Linked DNA regions of Homo sapiens: all the other regions are linked to region 1. The links are chromatin contacts, found by Hi-C in ENCODE. All regions are on one chromosome and are shown on one strand. The core of a region is the stretch at or near the end of the contact, and the rest is flanking DNA. Distances in the headings are between cores, read along the strand shown.

The links. A loop is a pair of places that touch in the nucleus more often than their neighbours do. Pooled maps may share reads with other maps.
Region 2: a loop to region 1 is called in a pooled map, with 11 times the contacts of the local background. The contact joins the promoter of ZSCAN30 here to the promoter of TRAPPC8 in region 1. A Hi-C loop is called at or near these places in 6 of 50 pooled maps.
Region 3: a loop to region 1 is called in a map of ascending aorta, with 7 times the contacts of the local background. The contact joins the promoter of INO80C here to the promoter of TRAPPC8 in region 1. A Hi-C loop is called at or near these places in 2 of 168 maps with a recorded cell type or tissue (CD8-positive, alpha-beta T cell and ascending aorta) and 9 of 50 pooled maps.

The regions. Positions count from the first base shown.
Region 1 is chr18:31,940,950-31,944,687 of GRCh38, reverse strand. It overlaps TRAPPC8 (trafficking protein particle complex subunit 8), which reads left to right and starts at 1,560. Exons shown (of 29, transcript NM_014939.5): 1 at 1,560-2,080. The coding sequence starts at 1,924. RefSeq lists enhancers at 1,576-1,785, 1,887-2,665 and a silencer at 1,836-1,955.
Region 2 is chr18:35,288,478-35,292,077 of GRCh38, reverse strand. ZSCAN30 (zinc finger and SCAN domain containing 30) reads left to right here and starts at 1,849. Exons shown (of 4, transcript NM_001112734.4): 1 at 1,849-1,994. It also overlaps the pseudogene ZNF271P. RefSeq lists an enhancer at 1,573-1,732.
Region 3 is chr18:35,496,071-35,499,645 of GRCh38, reverse strand. It overlaps INO80C (INO80 complex subunit C), which reads left to right and starts at 1,686. Exons shown (of 5, transcript NM_194281.4): 1 at 1,686-1,927. The coding sequence starts at 1,772. RefSeq lists enhancers at 1,509-1,778, 2,129-2,248, 2,519-2,668.

The sequences.
Region 1 (3,738 bases), core at 311-2,810:
CAATGCAAATTGATAGCTTATCTTTACAGGTGGCCACCCCAGCCCGCCAGACACAAATGCCTATCTGATTGTTCCCCTACCCCATTTTGTCTGTTATCTTATGAAAAATGCAGACTCCCACATTCTTCCTCTGCCCATTTTATGTCATCTTATGTAAAAAATGCAGATTCACTGAGCCAGAGAAAGGCAAGAATTACTATTTTCTCCTACCGCCCCCTTACATGAAAACGGTGTGCTTCTCAATATCCCGCCCTTTCCCCTTTAAATTTGGAGCACTCAAAATCATCTTCGAAGAAAGGCATAGACCTGTTTCCTGGGCTCGTACTTAACTTCGGCAAATAAATCTCCTAAAGTGATGGACTCTCTTATAAATTAATCTGTAGCCAAGGCATGTCATCAATATGTCCTACTGTGCCTTCCTACCTCCCATTTATCAACTTACATGAGAAGCACACATCTTACTTGTCATAAATTATTACCTTAGTGAAAACCTGAGGGTGTCAAGAAGTCGAAAAATTTGAGACATTGACGTTGGGGAAGACACCTTTAATTAGAGCACCATAAAATCATGATAGAATGATACATTTTTCCTTGCCTTATATTTTTGGCATGCAAAACAGAAGGAGCTCAAACAATTGAGTGACACATTAGTAAAATTCCTTTCATTCATTTCTACTTACAAGGCACACACCATTGACCTCACCCCGTCCCCCCCTTTAAAACAATATTTGACCCGCGCCCCCCCCCCTTTAAAGCAATCTTTGAAAAGTTAGGAATGAAAGCCGGTTCAGGACAGTACACAGTACACAAATACTGGCTTCCCCTACCTCCACCACAAGCAAGTAAACATCCTAGCACAGTGTAAAAAGGAAGAGGCTGAGGACGAACCACGCGGACATTTGCAGGCACACCCCTTCCCTGCGACCAACAAAAATGCAGTAGCGCAATTACACTTGAAGGAATTGCAGCACTCACAAAAGCACACATTCTGTTCAATGGTTGAGTCCACATAAAGTGACAGTCCGTTTCTAAAAGCATGGCTGTATTTAAAGGACACATGGTCTGTTCAGGTCCGCTTCAGCGAAACCCCAAGCACTTCCGAGAGATCCACTCCCTCTCTCCGAGCAGGTGCCACTAGCTGCTCCGCCGGCGAGCGTAGGAAGCAGCGCGACCAACCAAATCGGTTGCCCACAACAGCCAGGGACGTCAAAAAGGCCAAACTGCGTGGGAAGCGAGCGTGCGCCTCCATCACCACGACAGCACCCGTCTCGAGGCTCCACCTGCCGCTAGTAGGTGGCTCTCAGCTCTGCTCTGCTAAGGGCGAGCTTGAGAACCCGGCCTACAGTTGTGCACCTCCCCCCGCCCCCGCCCCCGCCCCCGCCCCCGCCCACCGCACTTGTAGCCCCGCCCCGCCCAGGGAGCTTCCGTCACAACACTTCCGGCTCCAGCCTCCCAACCGGCCTCCGTCGTTTTTCACTTCCCTCTCCTCAGCTCTCTTCCCTTGCCCCTACCGTCTCCTTTAACACAGTCACGTGAGGGACGCGCGCGGGGGCAGCTGGGAGTAGTACTGCCGGTTGGTCAGGGTTCGGCCTCAACATGGCGGTTCCGGCCGGGCAGTGACCAAGGTTTTGCCGTCCGAAGGACTAAGTGGTGACTGTCGGCGTCTCCACCTATCGGGGTGGAATGCGAGCACGCGGGGACGAGCGCTGAGAAGCGGCGGTGACGGGAAGGGGGGGGTCAGTGGATTGTGCCCCAGAAACCGAAGCGGCGGCGTCTGTTCCTTCTTGTTTCTAGGCTCCAGTGCGTTCGGGGCCCCGCCCGGCCGGGCCAGGCCGGCGGGCGGCGGCGGTAGCTGCTGCAGCCGCAGGATAACCTCGCAGGGTGGGCCGGAGGGCGGGCGCCGCCGCTGCCTGTGCTGCGGCGATGGCCCAGTGTGTACAATCAGTGCAGGAGCTAATCCCGGACTCCTTCGTCCCCTGTGTCGCTGCGCTGTGCAGCGACGAAGCCGAGCGGCTCACTCGTCTCAATCACCTCAGCTTCGCGGAGCTGCTTAAGCCCTTCTCCCGCCTCACTTCCGAGGGTATGTGGTATCCTCCCTTTTCCAGTGGGCTCCCGCAAAGCCGTGGTCGGGAGAAGGAAGTTGCGGGCGGGCAGGGAAGAGAAGGGCAGTGTTTACGTCCTGGAGCCGGTACCGTGGCGTCTGGGGCTGTGGCCCCGCGGTGCTCCGGGGGCGGCTGGAGGAGGGACCGTGAGGTTGTCAAGACAGCGCAGTCCTAAGCTCCAGTTTCTCTGGGCACTTCCTTTCTTCCTCGGACAACCTAGGTCGTTAAGTAATTGGTGCAAAGATAAACGTGAGTCTTCGAGAACGGCATTGAGACTGTTCTCCACGGCCATAGCGAAGGAATTAGGCACTTGCAAAGCAGCTAAGGTAGGAAAATGCTGCCTCTTAGACCGACAGGGTCTGAGTAAGGAAGACCTGTCATCCTCCCTTGGATGTTAAACTGGACTTTGAAAGTAGTTGTGGATGTTATTACATTCTTGTAGCGTTGAGGGTCATCTCTGTCTGAACTACCGTGTAGCTGTTTTACTAATATATTCTTAGCTATACGGTATTTTGCTTAACCTCTCAAGAAAATTAAAAGTATTATAAGAAGAATAAAACTTGAAGCAGCTTTTTGCCCTAAGGAAGAGGAAGCAAGCCCAAGTTGTGGTTAATTTAACCTGGATATTTGGAGTTATCTATAGTTATAGGGATGGAAATGTCTTCTCTTGTTAATGAATGTCTTGTTAAGAAGCTACCCGTTTTCTCCAGTTTTGGATTTTTTTATTAGGAGAAAATAATGTGGTAAAGCTTCAAGCATGTTTTAGCCAATATCTTGCAAACAACAAAGTCCAAGTAAAGTTTTTTTTGTTAAGGTCGGTAAGAACTGAAGGGTTTCATAATAAGCCTGTGTCAGGCAAACGACTGTGATGTTTGTTAGCTTAATATGACTTATCCACAAAAAAAATCAGTGCTGTACCATTTTTGCGCTACCATGTTTTTTGGGAGAATAGTTCCATTATAAATTAGCTTTTGTTTTTAGCGGAGAGAGGGAGCTGTCCAAAAAAACAAAGTTTGGAAACTTTTGGATTTTCTTTAGCCTGTATCGTAGCCATCAGTCTCAGTTCCTTCAGTGTTGGACTTAAGAGCAACAAAATGCCCTACGTTTTTTATTTTTTTGTTATTTATTTATTTATTTATTTTGAGATGGAGTTTCGCTCTTGTTGCCCAGACTGGAGTGCAGTGGCGCGATCTCAGCCCACCGCCACCTCCGCCTCCCAGGTTCAAGCGATTCTCCTGCCTCAGCCTTCTGAGTAACTGAGATTACAGGCATGCGCCACCATACTCGGATAATTTTTGTATTTTTAGTAGAGACAGGGTTTCTCCATGTTGGTCAGGTTGGTCTCGAACTCCCGACCTCAGGTGATCTGCCCGCCTCGGCCTCGCAAAGTGCGGGGATTATGGGCGTGAGCCACCGCGCCCGGCCTTGAATTCCTAAAAAAACACAAACACTTGAGCTAGTTTTACTTTTATATGTGTACTCTTTCCTTCTTTCTTAATAAATAATAATAATGCTAATACCTGATACTTGCTTTGTGTAACTTTTCTTTTTTAGTCCTCATTGAATCCTGTTATTGCAATTTTAAATTTGAGGACCTTGAAGCATAGAAGTGTTAATTTGTTCACAGTTTTGCGTC
Region 2 (3,600 bases), core at 600-3,099, 3.3 Mb before region 1:
ACCTGCTTTCATCAATGAGACATTAACAGATGAAACACATTAACAGATGAAACACAAACATAGGTATGAAAAGAGCTTGCCTTCTCTGACTGGAAACAAGCTGTCCTGTGAAAAAGTCCAGCGTCACCTGCTGAAGACATGAGGACTCAAGCCATAGCCGGCACTAACAGTTTGACATTGAGACAACGTGATTGAAACCATCTTAGACCCTGGCCCCAGTAGAGTCAGCCTTGAGATGACTGCAAAATGACCCCAGAAAAGACCAAGAGAAAAAAAAATGCCCAGGTGAACCCAGCTCAAGTTGATGACCTACAGAATCATAAGAAATAATGTGGTTTAAGAAGTCTGATGTTTTAGGTCACTAAATTTTGGGGTTCTTTATTCTGGAGTAATACATAGATACAAATCTCAAAATAACTTCAAGGTATGAAGTACTATGCACTTGAAAAGTGAGGAAACAGAATCGTAAAATATATGAGTAACTTACTGGAGCCAGTTAAGTGACAAAACTACTGTTTGAATCTAGGTTGTCAGACTCCAGAACTTTTAACTATGCCCCTACAGTAGATAAGAAAAATGACCAAAACTGACAGATTAGCAATGAGGTCATTATACAGGGAAAAATGAATGACTTTGGGGTCTTAAAAAAGTGGAGAGAGCTGCATGAGAATTTGATCGCCAGATTTTGAAATAAAGTCATGTGACTATGCTTGGTACACTAAAGAGGTAATACTGCCTAACAGAGTTAAGGGGGATCATTTGAAGACACTAGCATAGAGTGACACCCCCTCATCCTCCCCACCCCGCCAAAGCCACTAAGAAAGATATAATACCCTGCCTCTCACCTGACAGAAGGTGGTGTTCCTGAGATTCATAATTGAACTGGATCTCCATGGGCTGCAACTGGACACCTCAGTGTGCAAGTGGAGAATTACCATTTCCTCTGTAAGCTTTTCTTGTCCACATAAAGGTCTGGGACCTGGAGGCAACTGGGCACCACTGGGCTTGGAAGGGAATCATTGTGCTGACTACAGATGTAATCTCTGAGACTAGACCACCAGAAAAATCCTCAAGATATAAAAGAAGGAGAAAACAAAAAATCTCATTTGACTTCCAGTTGCTTTTCTCTCAGAATGTATTAGGCTTCCTCCCCATCATCCAAGAGCCAGGGATTAACCCACTTAAGACACACATTCCCCATTCCAAGTCTAGAGATGTTCAAACAAAATTAGGGGTTAATGCTACCAAAAAAAGGTATAACTGGAAAGATAACGCAGAGAGGGGAATTTTACAGTGAATTCTAGTGGTTAACACTATGTTATTCGCTGCCCTTCCTATCCAAAAATGACACTACTGATCATTTTTCTTCCTTTTGCTTTTACAACATTCACAAATTCAGGTGGCTCTTTCCCAGTACGGTAGGCTGATTCGTATGGATGCACCACGGTTGGTGACTCCCCCCACCCCACAGAGTTTCTGGCGTTCATTCGGTTGAACCCAAGGCCAGCAAGGGCTGACTGGGAACAAACCGAACACTAGGCCGTGAACCAATCGTCTCTCCGTGCCCGGGAGCGACCCCGGGGGCCTTCACTCTCCAAGGACTCGAGAAACCATGCACAGTTTCCTGCTCGTTAGGCAAGATCACCCGGAACTCCTCTGCTATCCGCGAGCCGACATCACCCTTACCTCGACTTGGTCACCGGACCGCTGTGAAGCCTCACACCCGGCGAACCTGCCATCGCCCTGTCCGCTCTAGGAATCTGGGAGGAGTGCTCAGCTCTATGGCGCTTCACCGCGCAGGCGCAGGGCGGGGGTGGGGCACCGGGTGACGGAGGGCTGCCGAGAATTAACCCCCGAACCGCCGCGAGCTGTCCCTAGCAGTGCCTTAGCCAGGGACCTGCTTGGCCAGCGACAGATCCTTTGCTGCTCTGTCTGCCGGTTCTTGAGGTGAATGTCGGAATCCATTATCTTTCGGGAAAGCTCTCTGGGGCAGGGTAGGTTTTCTTACTACATACAAGTTCTTAATTAGTTATCGTTTTTTAAATAACCACCCCTCCCCCTATCGCTTATCTGATTCGTAGGTATGCTTTAATTCTAACTTTCTTCCTGTCCTCTCTGGTTTTTCACACCCCCAGAAGAGTAGCGCGCATCAGAATCACCTGGAGGCCTTGTTAAAATACTGACTTCTGCCCCACAACTCCGGAGTTGCTGATTTAGTAGTGGGGGAGGGGGCGGTGGCAGCCCAGGTTCTCAGGTGATCCTGAAGCTGTTGGTCCTGGGACCACATTTTGAGAACCACTGCCCAAGAAATAAGTGATGCTCAGTAATTAATCCCTGAATTAACGGAAAGTTGGATTTTTATCTACTTTGCAATCTAGAAAGGGTACGAGGTCTATTTAAGGTTTGCTTGCTAGAACAATTCTCACTGATCAGGGTGAGAAGGACCCGAAATGGAGGGTGCGGGGTAATCAGGGTAGGAAAGGATATTGCTGTGTTCATGGAAATATCTTGGGAAATGAGGAGTTGGGACCTCATTTCTGTTGAGACCAATGAGACGTGTGACTTGGTTTAAGCTGTCCGGTGGGGAAAGGAAGAGGTTTGAGAAAATGGTGGGTGGCTAAGTGGTAGTTGAGGTGGAGGAAGAGGGCTTCCTGTCCCAGCCCAAGTCCCTGTTGGGATATATGAAATTTAGGGATGTATGACTAAGCCCTTAATATAACCGTAAGAGGAAAGAGATGTGGGAACTTGAGTCCAACCCTCCCAAGTAGGGAGTGCAGATAGTTTTAAAAAAACAGCTTTCTTTTTGGCCAGGCGCAGCTTAGGCCTGTAATCCTAAAACTTTGGGAGGTTGAGGCAGGTGGATCACCTGAGATCAGGAGTTGGAGACCAGCCTGGCCAACAAGGTGAAACCCTGTCTCTACTACAAATACAAAAATTAGCTGGGCATGGTGGTGTGCGCCTTTAATCCCAGCTACTTGGGAGGCCGAGTCAGGAGAATCGCGTGAACCCATGAACCCAGGAGGCGGAGGTTGCAGTGAGCCGAGATTGCGCCACTGCACTCCAGCCTGGGTGACAAAGCGAGACTTTGTCTCAAAACAAAACAAAACAAAACAAAACAAAACAGCTTTATTGAGGTATAACTGACATAAACAGCAAATATTTAAAGGATATAATTTGATAAGGCTTGTTAAATGAATACAGCTGTGGAACTATCACTGCAATCAAAATAATATGTTTATTACATCTAAACCCCAAAAGTTTCCTCCTGCCCGTTGGTAAGCCTCTCTCCCAATGCCCCCTCCACTGGTCAGCTGTTACTAGAGATTAGTTTGCATTTTCTAGATATTTATTTAAATGGAATCATACAGAATGTCCTTGTTTTTGTCAGAGTTGTTTCACTAAGCTTTTATTTTGAGATTTATCTTTATTGCTGTGTGTATCAATAGTTAATTTTTGTTGCTGAATAATATTCCATTGTATGTATATACCACAGTTTGTTTATCCAATCACCAGTTCATGGGCATTTGGGTTATTCCAGGTTTTTACTGTTACAAGTAAAGCTGAGAACATTCATGTACACACGTCTTTATATGGACATAT
Region 3 (3,575 bases), core at 437-2,936, 3.6 Mb before region 1:
ATGTAAGAAAGTAAGTGGTATGATTATATTTGTAATTTAGAAATCCCATTCTGGCAGCCAGTGTGAAGGATGGTCTGGGGTCAGGAATGGATAAGGGAAAGATGGCGGCCGAAACGTCCATCTGGAGGCTGTTGCTGAGATGTAGACATGGGATACAGATTCACCAGGGCAGGAGCCGTGAAGGAGAGAAGCGAGCTGAGGAGGTGAGGAATGGGAGGAGGTGGGGACAGTAGAGTTTGCTTAGGTGACTGGCTTGTTGGAGGTGAGTCCTTGAGTTAAGGAATGAGGAAAAGACTAGCTTTAGATGAGGATAGGGATGGAGATGGGGTGTGGGAAAGAACATTTCAACACTGGTAGGCTTATTCCTTTCTCTAAAGGAAAAAATATGTCAGTAACAATATTGCAAGTTTCCCTAACTGCTCCTTCTCTCTCACCTCTAAGTCATTGTGCAGCCTGTTTATTTCAAATATCAAGACTCATATACATCAACTTCCTGTATTCAAACATAGTAGCTTCCACCAATCACTGCAGGGAGTTAGTTCATTCGTTAAATACATCATTAAAAATACTTATAATGCACCAATGACTTGCAAGGTACTGTGATTGGGGGGACTGATAAGTTAACAAGACATAACTGACCCTTCCCTCATACAGATTACATTCTAGCAGGAGCCAAAAAAGACATTAACCATCCGATTATAAATCATTTAGTTATATGATGTCGCAAAGGTTCTGTAAAAATATAGGGTAGAATGAGGCAAAGAACAAGGCGGGTAGGGGGACTCAGGTTCCTAAATAGGTTTTAGTAGATCTGTGACCTCCCTGAAATCTGTAAAATTTTGTCTGTGTCTGTATACATTTAATGGGGTGGTGGGGAGGTGGGGGTGTGCGGCAGGGATAGGAAGCACAGATTCCATGCTCAAGAGTCTGTGAATCCTAAGAGATTAAGAACCGGCCGGGCGTGGTGGCTTACGCCTGTAATCCCAGCACTTAGGGAGGCCGAGGCGGGCAGATCACCTGAGGTCGGGAGCTCGAGACCAGCCTGACCAACATGGAGAAACCCCGTCTCTACTAAAAATACAAAATTAGCCGGGCATGGTGGCACATGCCTGTGATCCCAGCTACTCGGGAGGCTGAGGCAGGAGAATCGCTTGAACCCGGGAGGCGGAGTTTGCAGTGAGCCGAGATCGCGCCATTGCACTCCAGCCTGGACAACAAGAGCGAAACTCCGTCTCAAATAAAAGAAAAAAAAAAAGGGAGAGATTAAGAACCACTCTACCCTTCATGTCCATTTGGGCGCTATTTATATACAAACCTTTTCCGCGTGGGAAGGCAGGGAGGGATAGAGGGAGAAGCCAGTAGCTTGGCGGTCTACTGAGAACGACCCCAGCTTTAGGCTTACAGACATCAAAAGTAATCACTCTTCTATATGAGAAAAGACAACACGCTCATTAATTTTTTAAAACGTAGTTACTTAAAAAGATTGGGAGATTTTCTATTCCTCTATCAATGGGGATTTCCAGGCACGTGCCCCACCCAAGGCCCACGCCCAGAGCGCCCGAGTGGCAGGACAACGCCCGCTGACATCTTCCCGTCCCGACGGCACAGGCTACTCCGAGCTCCGCCTTTTAGATTGCACCGAGAGAAGCCAGCTACAGCTTGGAGTCCAGGCCGGGTTTTCAAGCATCAAGACGGAAGTAACAGCGGAAAGGAAGTTCCAAGGCCCGCGCTGGGAAAAAGGTGGGGGGACCAGGGGAAGACTCGGAGTGCGATGGCGGCGCAAATTCCAATTGTGGCCACCACTTCCACTCCCGGAATAGTCCGGAACAGCAAGAAGAGGCCGGCCAGCCCTTCCCACAATGGCAGCAGCGGCGGGGGCTATGGCGCCAGTAAGAAGAAAAAAGCGTCCGCTTCCAGCTTTGCGCAGGTACGCAGTCGCGCTCCCAGGCTGCGCGTGCGCGTCGCGAAACGGGACTTGGCGGGGCGGAGCCGAGCCAGGGCGCGTGCGTAATGTGGGGCGCTGCGCGTGCGGTCTCCGTTGGGGTTGAAAGACGCTGCCCCGCGGAGTGAATGACTACTCTTTCCCTTCGTTTGGACACATGGGCTTACAACGCCTTGTGTTGTAAGGAGAGAAGAAGAAGTAGGGAGGTTATTACTGACTTAGTATTAATAGAAGGACTGCCTCTTCCCCTCGAGGTCGCCTTTAGCATGAGGTTCAGGACTAATGAGTGTCAGTCATTCAGAAATTTGCGTGTCTTCCCCTCGTCCATTCTGCAGACATCTACCCAGTGTCTTTGAGGCGCATAGCGCTGTAATGTCCTGCATGGATGAATACAAGATGTATTGATAAGTATGCTTTCTCTCATCCTGAGAAAAGTGCTTTTTTGACCCTGGGTTTCCCAATCCAAAGGCAGGTTTGGTCTTAACTCATGGGCTTGTTAAGGTTATGAAGTAATGAGTGTAAAGGCACTGAGCTCAGCGCCTGGCTCAGACGTCAGGGCCTCTGAACAATCTAGGTTCCGTAATTCCAGCAATGAATTTTCAGCAGGGAGTGGCTTGATTAGTGTTTTCTCTGGCTCCTGCATTTTATTCAAAGCAAAAAAGCAGAGATAGAGTGTGTTACTTTGTGCTCCTCAGCATATGGTGTGACACCACCGTTCACCCAGTCAGTCAGTGGCTGTTCTAGAAATCTTGTTCCTTCTTCTGTAGGTGATTGGTAGTGCTTTTTATTTTAACCTTTTAATATTAAATACTTTGCTATAGTAAGATTTACACAGAGTACAATGCACAAATTTTCAAGAATACTGGCTGAACCACAGATCTTCAAGAATCCTGTCTCACGCCTGTATCCCAGCACTTTGAGAGGCCAAGGTGAGAGGATTGCTTGAGGACAGGAGTTCGAGACCTGCTCCCCAACCCCCATCCAAATTTACAAATAGCTGGGCGTGATGGTGCACGCCTTTAGTCCCAACTACAAGAGCATCACTTAAGCCCAAGATTTCAAGGTTACAGCGAGCTATGATCGTGCCATTGCAGTCCAGCTTGGGCAACAGAGTGAGCCTATCGCAAACAAAACAAAACAAAACAAAACTACAGATCCAGTGCCCTTTTACATTTGTATACACCTATGGCCACTGCCTGGATCAAGATAGCATTTCTAAGAGCAGGTGACATTTTCCTGTCAGTACTGTCTTTCCTTCCTAACAGTTACCCACTGTTCAGCCACCCTTCACAATAGACTGACTTTGGGTTGGAACATAATATAAATGGAATAATACAGGACAATAGGGAACATATTCTTTTGCATCTGTCTAGGTTCCTTTTTGAGACAATGTTTTTGAGAGTCGTTTAGTACATCTGTTGCATTGTATAAACATACACCCGATGAATATTTGAACGTTTACAGTTTTTGGCTTTGTGCAGAAGCTGCTCTGAACATTCTTGTACAAGTCTTTGTGTAGATAGATGCTTTCATTTCTCTTGAGAAGTAGTGGAATTGCTGAGTCAGAAGGTAGGCATACATTTAACTCAGTAACTGTTAAACAGTATTTCTCAAAGTAGTTGCACTGTTTTTG